2 separate regions of the Homo sapiens genome follow, and region 2 is linked to region 1. A link is a loop called in an ENCODE intact Hi-C map of the cell type or tissue named here. Cell type or tissue: GM12878. All regions are shown on one strand. Each heading gives the region's core, and the rest is flanking DNA. Links, peaks and the distances in the headings are about the cores only.

Region 1 (8,938 bases), core at 1-8,000:
TTCTTCCCAGCTGCGGCCCCTCCGCCTCCTACACGAACCATTAAGTTGGCCCCAGTCACATGGCCACGCTGAGCTTGGCCATCTGCTCAGGAAGAAGAGAAGTGGCTTTTGGGGAGCAGCTGGCAGTCCCGCACAGTCTCATTGGCCCTGTTCAGGTCACATGTAACCCATCAGTGGCTGCATCAGTTAGTTTTTGTGGCATCACAAGCTGAATTCGTTTCCTAGGCCCGCCATAACCACGTATGACAAATTTATTCTCTCCCAGTTTTGAAAGCCAGAAGACCAAAATCAAGGTGTGAGCAGGGCCAAGCTCTCTCCGGAGGCTCTAGAGGAAAATTTTTCCTTGCCTCTCTTCTAGCCTCTGATGGTTGCCAGCAATTCTCTGCCTTCCTTGGCTTAGAGCTGCAGTGACTCCACTCTCTGCCTGCATCCAGACATAGTCTGTGTCTTTGTATCCAAATTTCTTTCCTTTCTCTTGTAAAGAACGTAAGGCCCACCCTAATCCTTTATGACCTCACCTTAACTTCATTGCATTTATTTTCAAGTAAAGTCACATTCACGGTACTGGCATTAGGGCTTCAGCTTATCTTTCTAGGGGACACAATTCAACCCCCTACACAAGTCTCACTCCAGTGTACCTGCCCTCTCCACCCCGCAGTACGTGTGCCAAGCTGGAAGCACACCCTTGCTAGAGATCCCCGCCTGCCACAGCTGGATAGCCCACTGCTGCTACCTGAATCTAGGTAGTGAGCCCCTTGTCCCTGGAGGTATGCAGGCAAATCCAGGTTTGGCAGCAGCTCAATTAAAGTGGCTTAATTCACATTCATTAATAAACATTTAATGAGCACCACTGGGCTAGGTACCAAGAACAGAGAGGCGGTGATTGTAACCCCAAGAGAAGAACAGATAATTGGCTCATAATATGATAGCGGAAGCAGATGAGCACTAAAGGAGAACGCAGGCCAGAGGCGGAGCAGCTGGGAGGCGGAGCAGCTGGGAGGCGGAGCAGCTCAGAGGTGGGCCTGGGTGGCAGCAGGCATGTTCTCCACCCAGGGCCATGAGGGAAGGACAAGAGAGGAGGCAGCCCCATGAGGAGGGGAGGGGGAGGGGAGGAGAGTGGGAGAATGCAGTATGTAGGGAGCAGTGAAAATAGAGCTCAGAACAGATTAAGAGGACAAAGCAAGTTGAAAATGATAGGGCATGATAGAAACAAAGCACAAAATGACACCTCGTGTTTTCTCTGGATTCATACTTGTGTGTAAATGTGCTTACAATGGGCTCCAAGGGCAGCCACAGCCTGAGAGCAGTGGTTTTCTCGGGCTCACGAGAATAAAGTGTGTGGACAAAGGGGATTCTAATTGTGTTGTAGAACTCTAATTTTTAAAAGAGAATAGATGTATATGCTATTTGTCTCATTTCTTTAATTTGCACATAGCAAAATGACTACCAGCAAAGACACCAAAATAGCAGCGGCAAATTCTGGGTGGTGGGAATCAGTGGCGGTGGTTGGTTCCCTTTACTTTTCTGATCGTTTGACTTCCTTAAAATGTGCATGTATCCTGTTTAATAATAAAGAAGAGAGTGGTTTTTCCTTAAAAAATGTCTAGAAGTGAAAATGCCACATATAAGTATATATTAATGTCTCATATTAACAGTGGTTAATTCAGAGCAGTGGAGATATGGGGTGTTGTCATTTTCCTTTTAGGATTTTTCTGCATTTGTCAAATTTCCCAAAATGAAAAGGAGGCAAAGGCTGGGCTGGAGCCCAGAAGAGCCCAGCATTTGGGGGAGGGTGGAGCCCAGAGCAGTCCCCCAGCCTTTGCTTTTCTGGTCTGGATGGTGCCACTGTCCAGTGAGTTTTTGGTAAAAAGGAGGGGAAGGGAGAGGAGGGGATGATTGAGGGGAAGGAAGGGGACACGAGAGCGTTTCCTTGAGAGTGAGGAGAGAAAGAGGAGAGAGAGAAAGGCGCGCATCCCCGAGGTGAGCTCTGGGTCTCCTGTCTCCCAGCCTGGGAGGGGAAAGGGGCTGGTCTCTGGGCCTTGCTGATGGGAGGGGAAGGGCTGGTCTCTGGGCCTTGCTCATGGGAGGGGAAAGGGGCTGGTCTCTGGGCCTTGCTGATGAGAGGGGAAAGGGCTGGTCTCTGGGCCTTGCTCATGGGAGGGGAAAGGGCTGGTCTCTGGGCCTTGCTGATGGGAGGGGAAGGGCTGGTCTCTGGGACTTTGCTGAGCACCGGCCATCCCTTGTCCCAGGATACAGCCCTGCACATCTTTTTCCTGCTCAAGAATTTCAGAAAGAAGAAGAAAAAGCCCATTTGCACTCATATGTTTACCTCACTCCAGGGAATTCTCTGGAATGGAGAAAGGCATTTGTTTGCAGTGAAAAACAGCAGAAGAAGAAAAGCCCCGTCAGCTGGAAAGTGTCTGAGCCACAGTGAAGGGCTCCTTCCCTGCGGCCGCCGCACCGGTTATTAACACAGAGGTAATGACATTAGGCGGCGTGATTAAGTCAGCAGCCCTGGGCCTGCCACCCCTTCTCCCGGAGTTACAGCCTCATTTTTCAATTATGCTTTCATTTGAACATCTTTGAAAAACGCCTGGCGAGCACGAGAGTCCAAGAGGAGAACTGGGCTCATTTCAGCCCGTCTTTTTTCTTTCCCCAGGAGGTGGGGTAGCACATTTCCAAGCTCAAGGTGTGCAGGACCCCTCCCCAAATCCCGAAACTCGGACTTGAACAAGAATTTGCTGTGTTGAATTGTCATCAGTTGTCCCTACTCATGCCATAGAAGACTTTCAGAGCCAAGCAGGCTCCCCAGAGATTAAATCCAGCCTCTTCACCAGCAGACGGGAAACAGGTCCAGAAGAGCCCCAACTTGCCTGGAGCCCAGCCAGGCCGGACTCGGAGACTTTAGATTTCTAAACCTGAATCAAAAGGAGCCAGCTCCTCAAATGGGCATTGGTGCCTCTGTGCAGTTGTTCAGTCATCATAACAAGCAGAGTGGCCTTTGCCTCCCGTGCAGAATAGGGGTCCACAACAGGCCTGTTGTTGCTTCCTGGGTACCTGCCTGCAGTTCCCAGAGTAGCCACCAGGTGGCCCAGGCCTTGCCGACTCTGGCTTCATAATCCAAACAGCCCGGCTCAACTTCCAGGGCCTGCAACATAATGGAGAGAACTCAGAGTCCGCTCCCCACCTCCCCCGTCTGCTCCCCGCTGTAAATTTAGTCCGTGCAATAGTGAACATTCAGGTCTTCAAATTTCAGGGGTGCAGGAGCAGAAACGCAGGGGTACTGGGGAGAGAGGCTCGGGTGTGTCTTTTCAGATGCCACATAGCCTAACTGTGCTGCCTCTAGCAAGACCCCCATCTCTGAGCCTCCCTTACCTGTGAACAGGTGTATCCATAGCCACTTGCTCTGCCGCAGAGTTATGCAATGATGGACGTGAAGCCTTGTGGGAATGGCGACCCAAAAGTTCCCAAATGCCAGAATGCCAGATCCCAACTCCCCTGGATTTTTTTTTTTTTTTTGAGACAGTGTCTTACTCTGTTGCCCAGGCTGAAGTACAGTGATGCAATGCAATCATGGCTCACTGCAGCCTTGACCTCTGGGGTTCAAGTGATCCTCCCACCTCAGCCTCCCGAGTAGCTAGGACCACAGGCAAACGCCACCACACCCAGCTAGTTTTTACATTTTTTGTAGAGATGGGATCTCTCTATGTTGCCCAGGATTGTCTTGAACTCCTAGATTCAAGCAATCCCCCTGCCTCGGACTCCCAAGGTGCTGAGATTACAGGAGTAAGCCACCATGCCCAGCCCGCTGTGAGCTTGTTAACAAGCACAGCTCTGGGCCCATCCCTCCAGAGTCAGAAACAGAAGGTCTAGAGTGAGCGGGTCCCTGAGCGGGCCTCTCCCTCCCTCTGCCATCCCAAGGGGAGAAGCCATGGGGACCCTTGGCCCTAGCGCAGTGCTATCCCCACCCCACCACAACTGCCTCCACCAAAAGAGCAGAAGGAACGTCACCAGGATGCCTCACACACCGGGGCTAACAGCCCAGCAGGAGGCTGACATGCAATCAGTTACAACCCTGCCTGGAAAGTGGTGGCGGAACAGTGGGGTGTGGCACCCCCCAGGGGGCTGCAATCCACCGTGAGTTTCCCAGCAAAGCAGGTGTGCCCGGGCACTGCTCCAAGACTGACGTCCATGATTCACTCTACAAATCAAAGTGGAAGTCAGGTTATTCCTATACATACATCAGCCTTACTGACATGACAGGCTTCCTAGAATGTTCTAGGTGAGGAGTTAGAGCAACCATGCCAAAAACCCGGCCCAGCCCATGGACATGTGTCCTCCTGTGACTGCCTTGGGACGGTGGAAAAGGTTGAGATTCTTGGCGCTTCAGGTATTAAAATCGCCCAGGGTGTTTTTGGGAATGCCTTTTGGAGAAGGGGGCATTTGAACTGAGTGTTTCGGGGTAAAGAGCAGGTGAAGGAGAGGAGAGGGGGCTCTGGGAAATGTGAGCAGAGTGTGGAAGGGACAGAGCCTGCAAAAGCTTGATGAGAATGACACACATTTGGATATAGCTGGAGAGAGGGGAGCAGTGACGAGCGACGGGGTGAGAGAGTTCAGCATGGCCTGGCCCTAGACCTGAACAAGCCTCTTAAGCCACGCAGAGGTTTGGATTTCTCATAGAAACCCACAAGGGTCTTTGAAGGCTTTTCAACTCCACAAGGGCAGAGACTGGGGACACAGAGGCCAGACAGTGACCATTACTATCCCCTGGGTGAAGCCCAGGGGCCGGGGCAGAGGAAGAGGGAGTAGAAGTGGAAGGCAATGCCAGGTGACTATGGTATTCAGGATTCAGGATCCGTGGGACACAGGTTCACATCAGGAGCAGATGGGCCACGGGTCATATGGCAACCAGGCTGGCTGGAAAGGCTGGGGTACCAGGAGGAACGGGGGAGGGGGAAGCCTGCAGGACAGCAAAGGCGTCAGGGCGTGAGAGGCTCTGACGGCTTGTGCGGGGGTGACTGGAGCTTCCAGACGGCCCTTAGAAGAGGAATCCGGAGCAGCAGGAAGGAGAATGAACTGGCAAGAGGAGCCGGAGAAATGTTAGGATGTTGGTATTGGGGAAAGTTTCCTCAGCAAGGGCATGCAGAATGGATGGAAGAGGAGGGGTGCAGAGGTGGACAGGCGGCCAGGAGTGTGGGGTGACAGGTGGCCCCAGTGTGAGTGAGACCACAGCCAGCTCATGGAAACATCCAGAGTCATAGCGGGGTCCTCAGCAGAGCTGGTGAAGAGAAAGTGAGACCAACTCAACGTGTGATTGTGGATAAGTCCCTGCTCTTCTTTCAGCCCCAGTTTCCTTATTTATGTCGTAAAGAGTCCAGAGGAGGAGGCCTCCAAAGGCCCTTCCACTATGGACTTTCTGAAGTTGACTAACTGGGTAGTATCCCCATTCCTTAAGGAAAAAGCCAGCTAACAAGGACCTGGGGACATCTCTACTGCATATGGGTCACTTCTGGACATGCCCTTGACACTGTCGGCATCATCTCTTTTATGTGGATTCCAACTAGGGCTGCTGTGTACAGTTGCACAGGCTACGTACTGCATTGTTTGAGGCACAGCCATCCCTTTAAACTAGATGGAGTCTTGCAGAGCAGCCCCTGTGCTGAGAACATCCTCCCTGCTCCATGACAGCATCTGGAGTGCCTACTTCCTGGAACCTGGACCCTCTCCCCAGAATGTGATTGGGGAGAACAGGAGGACCTGAGTTCTAGGCTGGCCTGTGGTGTTACATGGCCAGCCCCTCTACTCACTGGGCCTCTGTCTCTTTCTCCATAAAGCGGCCAGGACGAGCCATTCTGAGGCCTTGTCCAACTTCTGAGTTCTTATTGCCAGAATCATTTGTCTCTGGAAATTGCAGCAGCACCGAGAGGGCCATGTGGCCTTTCTGGGCTCCTCCCAGATCAGCCCCAGGAGCTGAGAATTTTCCTTGTGCTTCTGTGCTGCAGAGCAGAGATGCTGCTGGGCTCATCCAAATCCCATCCTCCCCAAAGCCCCAGGGGCCTCATTCCTACAGGGGCTGATTCTCGAGACCCAGGGCTTCATAAGTGCCTCGACTACCAGACAAGCAATAAGTGTCCAGGGTGGGTCGGCTGCACACCACAGCACCTGACAGCTGGGTGGTTCTTGCTCAAACCATCATTATCTCCCTTAAATCACGTGAGTAGGAAGTCTGGATTTGTCACTAAGGAAAGCTGACAGGACATTCTTCATCAAGGAGGCCCTCCAGCCCATGGACAGGGTTGGTGGGATTCCTGGCTTTCAAGGGACCAGCCCTGTTACGGAGCACTAATGAACATAACCAGCAGCATGTCCTCCACACGTGACAGTCCATGAAGCCCTTCACACTAATGAAGTCACTCAACAAACACTGAGGGCATACTCTGGGCTAGCTCACTGTGGTCATGGACATGAGACAGCTCCAGGTACTGCTCAAAGTTGCTCACCGCCCCTCTGGCTCATAGCTGATTTGATTCTCACAACCACCCTGTGAGGTAGGTATTATTATCACCCACACTTTGCAGACCAGGAAACTGAGGACAAGATTTAGGTCCTTTGCCTAAGGACCTAAGGCCAAGCTGAGCCCTGAACACAGGCAACAGACCACAGCCCCCAGGGGTTTCGTTCTCCCTCATGTGCTGTGACCTGGGGCCAGCACCTTCCCTTTCTCAGTCTCAGCTCCTCATCTGTAGTTTCTGGCTGGGGGGCTAGAATGGTGACCTAGCTCTGCGGTGCATAGATCCTGTGAGCCCAGACCTGCTGCAGACTTGGCAAACCTAAGAGTTAGCTTCAGAAATCAAATTGGCAGATCCAGAGCTCTAAATCAGAAGAGACACCGCCCAACAAGCTGATTGGGCAAGTAGGCGTCCGGGCCAAGTTCGAAATACGCACAACTCACCCTTGTAAGCTGTAAACACGCTGCACCACGAGGTCCCGCTGTCCATCATCGGGTGTGTGAGTTGATATCTGCCTTCCTGGAGCCAAGTTTTGGCTGTAGCAGACACTTCATTTCTCCCCACACAGGGTTCCACATTATAAATCACGTGCTTAGGAGAGAGGGGGAGAGGCGGGAACAGCTGCCAAAGGCTGGACCTGGCCACGTGAATGGGATTGGGGCACATGAGTCCACTGATTGTGGAGAACTAGTGGCTTTCTCAAATAGGCATGGAGCTCAGGATGCCCTGTCTACCTGGTCAACTGCCCTTCCCCGAGGACCTAAGTGCACAGTACTACGGTTAGGTGCACAGAGGCAGCACACCAGGATCCTGGCTCCGTGCTCACAGGCAGTTTCCATTTTCCCCCTAGACCCACCCCGACCCTCCACGCTGTTCTCTGGTCTCTGCGGACGCCATTCAAGGACTCCTGGACCCCTGGTTCCCAGTGAGTTCCCACAATAGTAGATGTAGGCACAAGATCAGAGGGTACCTTGAGACTGAGGTTGGCTATTTATTTATTCCCCTGGACCTTTTCCTAGCAAAGACTGCAGCTCCTGACAGCCTGCCCTTTCCTGCAGCCTCTCTCCAGGTTTTGTAACCCCTCTTCCTCCTTGCCCTTCAGGACGTCACCAGCGCTGTGACACTGTGCCATCCCTTGTTGGCTTCCCTCAACCGACTCACACCTCTGTAAATATTCCCCTTTTAAACTCATGACCTCTTTCATGTATGCCATGGGATTTCTCCCAGGAGGCTGACTGATGCAGCTGTTTACTGTACATCAATTTTAAGATGCACTGTTATTTTAAGTCTCACTAAGAAAGAATAAACAGGCCAGGTGCAGTGGTTCACACCGGTAATCCCAGCACTTGGGGAAGCCTATGCAGGAGGATCGCTTGAGCCCAGGGGTTTGAGACCAGCCTGGGCAACGAAGTAAGACCCCCACCTCTACAAAAAAAAAAAAAAATTAGCCAGACATAGTGGCATGAGACTGTGGTCCCAGCTACACAGGAGGCTGAGGCAGGAGGATCAGAAGATCACTTGAGTCCAGGAGGTTGAGGCTGCCATGAGCCATGTTCACGATGCCACTGCACTCCAGCTTGGGTGACACAGCAAGACCCTGGAAAGAAAGGAAGGAAGGAAGAAAGGAAGGGAGAGAGGGAGGGACAGAGGGAGGGAGGGAAGCAGGGAGTAAGGGAGAGAGAATAAACCACAGCCTTAAGTGATGACACAAACTAGACCTGTAAACCATGACACAGGGCTTCCTATCACTTTATATTTTTATTTTATATTTGGCAAAAGAGCTGTTTTTTAAACTTGTTTCAATTTAGGATTTTGAGGGTTTTAAAAAATCCTCTATCACTTTTGTGCATACACAAAGAGGGAGATATCAACTAATAAATCAGCTCAGTTGCTCCCAGAACTCCATGCTCAAGAGTCCTTCTCTTCTGAACTGTTTAGCTTCCATGGCATCAGTGTCCACATTTGCCCACATGGAACTGGTTCTGGGCCATCAAGGGCATTGGTGGTGCACCATTTCTTAAAGGGCTGCCCCACTTTTGTCTCTGGGATTTTCTTTCCAAAGCCACTGCCCACATTGTGCAAATTTTAATATGCATGTATGGCAATGACAACTTTGTTATGACTGTCACCTGTCAGCATCAACTGTACGATGTACCTCCATTTTAGAGACCATAAAATGTTTCTGTTAGAATCAAGGAAATATGGGTGTTAATTACGCTGACCTTAGGCAAGTCAATTTGCGTCTCTGAGCCTTAGTGTTTTCATTAGTTGAAAGGTACATTTACCCAACTTGATCTATAGATTCAATGCAATCCCAGTAGAAATCTCAGCAAGTTATTTTCTGGATATCAACAAACTGGATCTAAAGTTTATAGGGAAAGACCCAGAATAGTCAACACAATATTGAAGAAGAACAAAGTCAGAGGACT
Region 2 (9,493 bases), core at 1-8,000, 160 kb after region 1:
GCCTTTCAGAGCCAGGTTGCCAAGAGGATGTTTCTAGAATCGGGTAGGTCAGGGAGGAGGTGACTCTGGAGATGCCTTGGCACCTGGGGGTGTCAGCTGCCGGGACACGGGCCTCGGCAGGGACGGGCGGCACCGAGGGCTGAGTTGCAGCTGTGGAAGGCGCACCCCGCAGGGCCCTCACATCTGTGTCCAAGGCCTGGCTGAAAGGGGGCTGGACCTTGGCAGGAGGAAGAGTCTCACTAGCACTTGCTAGACGCAGATTAGGTGAAATAACACTTCTCCTGTGACTCAGCAAGCCTTCACCAAGTCCCACCTGTGCACTGGGTAGACGGTGTTCAGAGGAGGGGCACCTTGCCCAGACCTGGTAGCCAGGTGGGGTGGGAGGTTTCTTAAAGAGGTACATTAGCCAGGCCAGGGGACTGGGCGGGGAGGGTGTTACTTGAATTTGCATGAGCACGAGCAGTGGCCCCCAAGTCTGCTGTCAATGACCCCAAACTCCAGAGGGGGTTCCCAGCCATAGGGAGCCCATGCAACATGCATTTTGGTGGCTTCATTGCCCCGGGCTTGTTGTAAACAAGCCTTTTTATCTACAGCCACATGGAGAGCAGGCCCCAGAGCCCTTGGGTGCTGGGTACCCCCGTGCCTGGCACCTGGGTGTCCTCCCACCCCTAGGCCTGACGGGCACATGTTTCTGACAGCAGGACAGCCTGATTTGTTAAAAGAGCCCAGAACTGGGAGTCAAGTCCCCAGGCCTGTTCCCTTCCCAGCCCCAGCCCCGCCGGGCTCAGCTGGGCTCAGCTGGGCTCAGCAGGTATCGCTTCCCTCTGTGGCCTCCGTTTTCCCTCTCTGAAATGACAATCTCCGAGCAGCCTTTTGTGTCCCCATCCTGGATCGCAGGGGGACCATCACCACTCAGGCATTCAGCCTCTTGGACGTATAAATGCTGATCACTGTGCCCGCCAGGGCTGGGCCAGGTGCCAGGACCAGGTGCCAGGCACTGGGCTACAGGAGTGGGCACCACCGGCACAGTCCCTGCCCATGCTGCACATACCTTTTCGGGGGAAGAAGTGGACATCAATCAGACCAGACTGCCCCCAAAGAACGGTGGATCACAGTCAGAGGAGAGGCAGAAGAGCAGAGACAACACGAGTGTCCGTCCAGGGCAGGAGACAAACCTAAAACCAGTGATGACCACAGAGAGTCATCAAGATAAAGCTCCAAGGGGCAAGGCACCCGCTGCCCAGGTAGACCTCAGATCCCAGCTTGGGGAGCCCCACAGGCCTGTGCACTTGCAGGGATGTGGCTGTTTTCCTGGGGTGGCATTTGCAGCTTCTCTGACAGCCACACCCTTCACTCAGAGAAGAGCTCCTGTGTTGAGGGGAGATGATGCCCACCCCCTGCACGGAGACACGCCCATGCTGGCACAGGATGAACACCTTGCCTCCATTGGCCATCTGTGGCGTGGGTCTGTTCCCAATTGCCATGAAGCCACTGGACAGCCATTTCCCTCTCACTTACTGGTATAATTGGCAGAAAGACCAATACGTGGTCTCAGGACGGTTTGGCTGACCCTGCAGACGTTAATTGCTGACCTTAAGCAAGCGTGCTGCTTCCTGGATGTGGGCTTGAGTGTGCGTGATTGTGCCTAAGCACCACTTATTGCTGGGCTCTGGTCCTCATCAGCTGTTTGTGGTTGAGCCACTTTCAGTAGAACGAGCACTTTTGAATGCTCAAGCCTTTTTGATGGTGCCTTAGAAAACCCATTGACTGGCACAGGACTGTTCAGTGTTGATCCATTTATTGAGCACCTAATGTGTGCTGGGGACTAAGCACAAGGGATGCAGAAGAAACAAGACAGTCCCTGTTCTCCTCCTGCTGGAGGAGGCAGATTAAGCACACACACCAGCAAATTAATAAATGAGGTGATCTTAAAGACTATGAAGAGAAAAAAAATACAGGTTAATGGGGAAGAGAAGGAGAAAGGAGTGAAGGTTGTGTCCTCTCCAAAGAGTCAGGCATGTTGTGCATGCCTTTTGAGACAGCTTAATGATTAGAAAGTATGGCTAGAGCATTGCACATTTATTCCCTCCTTTTAATTTAGTTTTAATTTTTATCAAAGGAATACATATACATACTATGGCTTAAAATGTCAAATGTGCTCCCAAGGCTCTTAAGAAAGACAGCAGCCCCCTGTCTTTTCCCCCAAGTCACATTCTTGAGAGGCAACCACTTTCAACAGTTAGCTGTTTCTTCTGATGTTTCTCTCCATATGCTAAGTGATGTGTATACTGCTATTTAAATTTTCTTTCCATTTTAAGCACCATCTATTTACTTTCCACTGTGGAAGATACCAAGGCCAGCACCCTTGCAGTACAGACATACAACATACTTCCCCTCTTCTCATTCTCCACCTAGAATGGGGCTCAGTATGGGATTCTGTGCCTATTCAGTGCTTACCTTAGTGTAACAAAGAACATATTGTGCATAGCTGAGCCACATAGCGTACTATGCTGTTTCCTTTCCTGGGGTTAACAATGCCTCCTCTCAACACAGTCAAATTTATCAGTTCCATTTTTGTCCTGGGGGCTCCATGCTCCTCTCCAGGTGGACTGTGGGTCTCTGAGCCTGTTGCACAGTTGTCACCCTACAATCATCCTCTCCAGCACCCTTCCAAGCTGGATGATCCCAATATGGCTCCTCCCTGGGAACCTGCTACCCTCAGCTCTCTCCCTCCCTCTCCAACTCCAGTCTTTCATCTCCTTAGCTTGATTATTTCATGGATATTTTTCCCAAGATCTTTCCTGGATCATAGACTCAATAGAAAGTTAATCAGTGAAATTAGTTTTCTTTTTAGGATTTACACTCTTTCTGGAGCTTTGGGATAGCCCAGAGAAAGGTTAGTTCTTACTGAATGTGTGGCATATAGAGAAGATCTGGTTACCTGGGGGCACCTGGAATGCCAGGGAGGGGTGGAAATGAGTTTCCTATGGAGTCTGAGCCAGAATGAACCTTCATGGTCAAGGGCCAATCCCTTGTTTTACTGATGTGGGAACTGAGGCCTTGGTGGGGAGAGAAATGGTTCAGGTTCCAGAGGTTTCCTGCCCTCCTCCTGGCTCATCGAGCACTCCCAGAGGTCTCTCTGGTCAGTGTCCTTCCCCTCATTTCTTCCAGTTGAGTCCTTGCTGCTCCTCCCTGGAGACCCAACTCAAATGCCACCTCCTCTGAGATGTCATCCTGGACGAGTATAGAGCTCTCTCTTCCCTGTCCAACTGCTAGAGTTATAGCTGTCCCTGAATTTACAATTCTGCTTTCTGCTGTAGGTAGGTGTATGTCGGTGTTCGTGTGCCCACACCCTTGCGAATGCGTGGTTGTGTGCACACACGGTAGATGGGGATTGGTCATCTCATCTTACTCATCTCTCTCCCGACGGTGCCTGGCACGATGCCTGGCACATAGAAACTGGTCAGTGGTGGTTTCTGTGGTGTGAATGGAGGCTTGTTCCCACAGACTTGCCAGAGTCCACCTTTTAAACTGACAGACTCTATTTAGAATTGCAGTAAACTCATTTTTTTTCTCTATCTGGGTGAGTGAAATCGTCTGCTTTTGGTGTAAATAACATGCACCAAATTTTAAGTGTTGGGCCTCACCCCTTCACCAGTTTCAGTTTTCCCAGCCCCCTGCCATTCCTGCCCCCTCCCTCTCAACCCCATTTCTTCAGTAGGCCTCCTGCCATTCTCTCCCTTCCCCATACGCATGTACCCTGACTCAGCGGTCCCCTCTCCAAGCTTCGGAATAGCACAGCCTCTCTCCCACCTGCGCATAACACACTCCCAGGATGTGAATGCAGTGAAGCAGCTCCGCCATCTACCTCCTCTTCTTCCTCCCCGCAGGACACACCTACTGTGCCAGGGGCCAACCCAGCCCTCTCTCCCTCGTTGCCTGCTCTGGCCTTCAGCTGATCTGCAGAGTCAGGGCCAAAGGAGGGGCATGGGGAAGAAAAGGTTGGCCAGGCCCAGAGGCCAGCAGTGAGGACCAGGAATCAGGACAGGAGTGGAACTGCTCCATCCACCCTCAACTCACCACAAACTTCCAGGAGCAAGAAATTCACCTTGAATGCATCTTGGTGCATTCCTGGGGCCCTGAGACTGGGGGTTATCTCATGGGCCAAAGCCTCTTGGCCAGGTAGGGTCTCAATGTGGTTCCCATCTGTCACCTCTCCCTGCTGTTCACATGCGTACCTGTAGCAACACTCCCTCCTCCCCACTGCCCCAAATCCAACCCAGAATCACCACACCTGGTTGTACTGTGAGTCAGGTCAAAGTTAGTGTACTCCAAGGAAGGGCCTCCTGAGGGCAAGTGCTGAGCATTGATGCATGGCCTTGGCTGCTCAGAGACTATCCTGCATCCTTTGGAACCTGGGCTGAATTCAAGGAGCTGGCACCTGTGCTTAGTCCAGAATCAAGACTCGATCTTCTGACTCCTTGGCCAGTGCGCCTTCCCCTGGGCCTCACTGCCACCTTCTAGGCTGTCTGGGGCTTGGCTCTTTGGAGTCCCAGAAGATGCAGTGTCCTCACCATCACACCCACATCCTCCATCCAGGAAGAGGTCAGGCCAGCAAGGGGCAGGGGCACGAGGTCCTTACCTGCCCTGGGCTGGAATGCTTCTTTGGACTTATTTGTCCCCCTATAAAGACCCATCTTCCATGATGGGTGATAAGATCCCATCCTGCCGTGTGATGCAGGCAGCAGGGACGAGCCTGCTTCATCTGCCGGCATCCTTGGTGTGGGGCGCATGGAGCCCAGGCCTCCGTGCACCGTGGACAGTCATGGACAGAATGCTCAGCAGATTGAGGGTGTGTGTGCTCTGGGCCAGCTGATGGGAGACCCAGACGGATCCCTGCTTCTTGGGGCCTTTTTCTTTTGTCATCAAGAAATGCATGCCTCTCTGGACCCATCTCTCCAGACATGCTGGGTCAAGGTCATGGGGCAGGGTGAGGGTAAATGGGAACCCCCATTTAAGAAGTCTTCAGGTGACGCCCACTGCAGTCAGGATAAGACCCAGACACCTTGCCCCGGCCAGCTGCACCCTACAGGGGCTGGCTTCTGCCCCACTGCTCCTGCTGGTGTTTTTCTCCTCCTCTCCGCCCTCGCTCAGGACTCTCCAGCTGCACAGGCCTCCATCCCAGCTCTGTCCTGCTCCTTGCATGGCAGGGTCCTTCTCATCCCCTGGACCTCGCTGACCTGTCAGCCTACCAGGCCTCCCGCTATTCTCTCCCTCGACGCCTGGTTCTTTGCCGTCTTAGTTCCTCTCTTAATTTGCTGCAGTCTGTTCATTTGTGTACTGCTGGTCAGATGACTACCAACCTGGTGCCAGGTCGAGGCCAGTGTCCTTGGGCCATATGAGTCCGTTGTGTGCACTCAAATGAGCCGAACCCACAGGACCATGGAGGTGGAGCCACCTGTGAATGAATCTTGCCCGTGAAGAGAGGCGCCCTGTGCCTGAGGTTGGGGAGTCCGGGGGAGGGGGATGGGCCGCTTCTCTTGGGGAGACACCCCCTCAGCCTCCTTGTTTGCTTCAGGAGCCCCCGAAGCAGTGCCGGGCATTTCTGTAGTGCCCATGGTGACCAGGCTGGGCTGGGCTGGCTCAGGACAGCTGAGCAGCGTAGGATGCAGGGGAGCCCTGGTGGGGCGTGACCGCCCAGGAGCTCAGGGCAGGTCTCTCCTGGAAACCCAGCCTCTAGGAAGAACAGATGGCTTTGTGTATTCCCATTACCAATGAAGGCCTTTTGTGACAGCAAGACAAGGTGAAGGGAGGTTTTGTGACAGGAAGACAAGGTGAAGGGGGGTTCCGTGACCTGGGGCTGGTGTCCAAGGGCATGCCCACATGTGTCTGCCTGTGCCCACCTGTTCTGTATAGGACCTCCACCAGACCTCAGCCGAAGGCCCTTCTACCCAGAGGTGTTCCCCAGCCCCTTCATCCCCAGCACAGAGGCGGGTGGCAGGGAGGCATTGTCCCTGGAGTTTCAGGGAGGCGGGTGCCCAGACCCCCAGTGAGATGGACACCGTCTGGGCCGCTTCTGCCCACAGAATCCCCAGCAGGGATCTCCATCCCCCAGCACCATTCTGGCATCTCAGAGGCTTGAAGGACAGTCACCGAGGCCTGAGCTAGCTTGGAGGTCCCTGTCCAGGGCTCTGTGCATGAGCCCGCAATCCTTTCTTCAGCCTCCGGGCTGGGAAGGGCTCTGCCCTAGATCAAATCCCAGGCTGCAGAGCAGTGCTCAAGGGGAGAGAGAGTCACGCCTGTGAGAAGCCCCTCCCCCGGCAGACCCCTCTCTGCTCCCCTCGGCCCACAGCTCCCAGGGGAGGATGCAAGCATGAGAAATGCACAGTCGCCAGTTCCGCCGCAGCTCAGCGGAGGCGGCCAAACAGGTGATCCCAGGGGATGGTCCAGACAGTGGGTCCCACTGGCTGTGAGGACGCTTGTCTGCCGCATGCCTGTCTCCCACCCCCCTGGGCGATGGAGGCTGGACGTGGGGCTGCTGCTTCTCACGGTGACGCCCTCGAGGCTCAGAAAGGCTTTTTGTAGCTTCTTGACCCAGGTTTGGGGAAGTCTGAGGTCTACAGAGGAGTCTCATCATGGAACGCTGAGTGTGTGTGTATATGAGTGTGGGGATATATGTCTGTAGGTATGCATATGCATATGTGTATTCATATGTATGTGTGCATGCATGTGCACATATGTGTATGTGTGCATATGTGTGTAGGGACATGTGTGTATGTGTATATTGTGTGTGTGTTGAAGTACATGTGTGTATGTGTATATTGTTTGTGTGTGTGGATTTGTACATTTATGCGTATGTGCCTGTGTGTACATATATGTGTGTGTGTAAGTACATGTTTGTATGGGTTTGTGCATATGTACATGTGTCTATGTGTATGTGTATATTGTATGTGTGTGTGGATTTGTGCATGTGTACATGTGTCTATGTGTATATTATATATGTGTGTGTTTGCGTACATGTGTATGTGTATAGTGTGTGTGTATGTGGATTTGTGCATGTGTACATGTGTCTATGTGTACGTGCCTGTGTGTGTTACGCAGGTTCATGTGTGTGTATGGGTGTGGGAGGGTGTCGGGGTGGGCAGTCGGGGGATGAATACCTTCATAAGAGGTGAGTCCAGGACCTTTAACTTTCACTTCTCCCAGGGGCGCATGAGGCAGGAAGACAGCCTCCCTTCTTAGGCTCCCAGAGTTGTTCTTTGCCTCCATCTCCTCCATCCCCACAGAGCAGCAGGCTGAGCGGGAGGCTGTCACATCATGATCAGCAGGGCCTAAGAGGGGTACCTGGGTCCTGGCCCTCCTTGCCCAGGCCAAAGATGCCGGTGGAGGCACAGTTTCTGCAGGGGCCCCTCGTGGCTGCTGGCATGTGCGGCTGGAGCTGTCCGCGCGGCACTCCGAGCAGGGAATGTGGGAGCCTGCTGCCCTCCAAGCCCAGGGCAGGGGACAAGAAGTCTGAAGGTGGCAGAGCCCACCCTCCTACAAGCAGGAATCCTGGGTGCCGCCAAGGAAAGTCTCACTAACCTCTCTCTTGGTTTCTAGGAACCATGCCATCTAGGGAGCCCTCTGTGGCCATCTCTGCCTGGACCAGGGTGGAAATGCCTCTTCTTGGTTTAATGAGACCAGCCTCAGCTGACTCACAGAGCTGCAGAGCCAGGCTGGGTCCTAACAACTCTCTCTAGCATTTCCGGAGCCCCACGGGGCACGCGTTAGGTAGGAAGTCTGTGCAGACTGGAGAACCTTGGCTGCTGCCAGCCGGTGGGGCCAGCTACCTGGTGACACCTTTTCCCCAGCAGTACTGAGAGCTAACAAACATTTATGGAGCACTTACGGTATGCCAGACGCTTGTCTAAGTGCTTGACATGGACTAACGTGTTTAATCCTCCCAACAAGCCTATGAAATGGACACCACTATTGTGCTCATTTCAAAGACAAGAAACTGAGGCATAGAGAGGCTATGTAGCTTGCCTGAAGTCACACGGCCAGAAAATGGTGGGGCGGGGGTTTACTGAGCCTTGACATCTGCCGCTTAGCACTTCCGCAGCGTCACCCTGAAGTGCCGTGCTTGATGGAGGGGTGGAGTTGGGGGGGTGCAGAGGTGGAGCCGTCTTCGCTTTAGGGAACACCCAGCTTCCATGGGCTGCAGTGAATCCCAGAAAGGCTTTGGGAGCAGCAGTCCAGGCAGGAGAGTGGTTGGGGACTCAGCTCCGGTGGCAGGAGGGGAGCAGATCATGACCATTTCTCAGGAGAGCCCTCGGCTGCCACCCTCCCCCATCACCACGCGCGGGCTCCCGAATGCTCCTGTCTGGGGCCCTTACCTGCCACAGGTGCCGAGCCCCTTACCTGCCACAGGTGCCGAGCCTCTGCCAAGCCCCTCTGCCTGCTTTCCTGTCTGGGAAACTGGCTGAGCAGCTGCGAAGGCCCTGGGCCCCCTCCTCACCCTGCCTTCCAGGGTCCTCCTGCCAGGCTCACTTCCTGCTTAGCTCTTCCGAGCCACCTCTTCCCCAGGGCCCGCGAGTACGAAGGGGTCTCAGAGATGGCAGGAAGCCTTTAGAACTGTCTCCTTGCCTCCTGCCAATAGAAATCCTACTGACCGCCTCACCTTAGCCGCAAAAGGGTGGAAACCTTGAGCCATCCAGGCTTAGTTATTTCTAAGGGAGCTCCATGCCGCCTTCATTTCTTCATTATCCACCCTAGAAGGCCCTTAAGCCATATCTCCCATGATCTGGACCTGTTGCAATTGTTTTTATTTTAGCCCTAAGCCCAATATGTAATATGTATTAAGGAGAATGCAGTGTGGGCTTGGGTCCAGACTCTTTTCTGCCTGTTAATATTTTCTGGAATCCTGATGCTGATGTCCTTTCTTCCCTTCATGTATTCGTGATATATTTATCCCACTTGAGTCCCTCAGCGGCCTCACTGGGGAGCACAGGATCTCACTGTAAGAAAATGTCACCCCCACAAATTGTCCAGGCCATGCAGATTTCATGGAGTCAGAAGTCAGGCACACCCAGCAACATCAGAGCTGCTTAAGGCTTTCTGGAAAAGGGGTGGGTAGGACAGGAACGGGGATGAAGGGGACAGAGGGAGCAAAAGGCCCAGGGCAGAGCTTGGCTGCAGAGTCCATCATTTCCCATGGATCCCGACATAAACAAGGTAGCACAGCTGAGGCCTGTAAACCCAGAGTTTCCAGAGAGTATCTGTTAGCGTCTACATAAATGGTGTTCTCAGATTCACGTGTGGGATATGCTGAGTTAAAGCAAAAGGAGACAGTTTTCTTGGAGGACTCTGCAGAATCTCTAAGAGGGGGGTGGAGGAAGGCTTTCCCAAGTTGATGAGGTCCCAGAGCTCATATGGGAATACCTGCTGGGAATGCTGATTAAATGGGAAGATGCTGGCACTTTGGGAGGCCGAGACGGGAGGATCACTTGAGGCC

The links. Peaks named below come from ENCODE experiments on the same cell type or tissue, not always from the same donor. Only the 100,000 strongest peaks of a DNase experiment are listed, where the experiment ranks them.
Region 2: a loop joins it to region 1, with 2.7 times the contacts of the local background. A loop is called at or near these places in 6 of 110 quality-filtered maps.

Annotation. Positions count from the first base shown.
Region 1 is chr14:93,887,275-93,896,212 of GRCh38, reverse strand. No RefSeq gene overlaps it. Among named protein-coding and RNA genes, the nearest start is that of FAM181A-AS1, 35 kb to the left of the region's middle. RefSeq lists enhancers at 1-4, 1,914-2,687, 2,688-3,462, 4,498-5,475. In GM12878, for the core only: a CTCF peak has its summit at 3,077 (motif pointing right); no DNase peak of the experiment used is centred there; H3K27me3 peaks cover 762 bases.
Region 2 is chr14:93,724,113-93,733,605 of GRCh38, reverse strand. The region is part of intron 4 of PRIMA1 (proline rich membrane anchor 1); the gene reads left to right. Among named protein-coding and RNA genes, the nearest start is that of PRIMA1, 60 kb to the left of the region's middle. In GM12878, for the core only: no CTCF peak of the experiment used is centred there; a DNase peak (open chromatin) is centred at 3,486.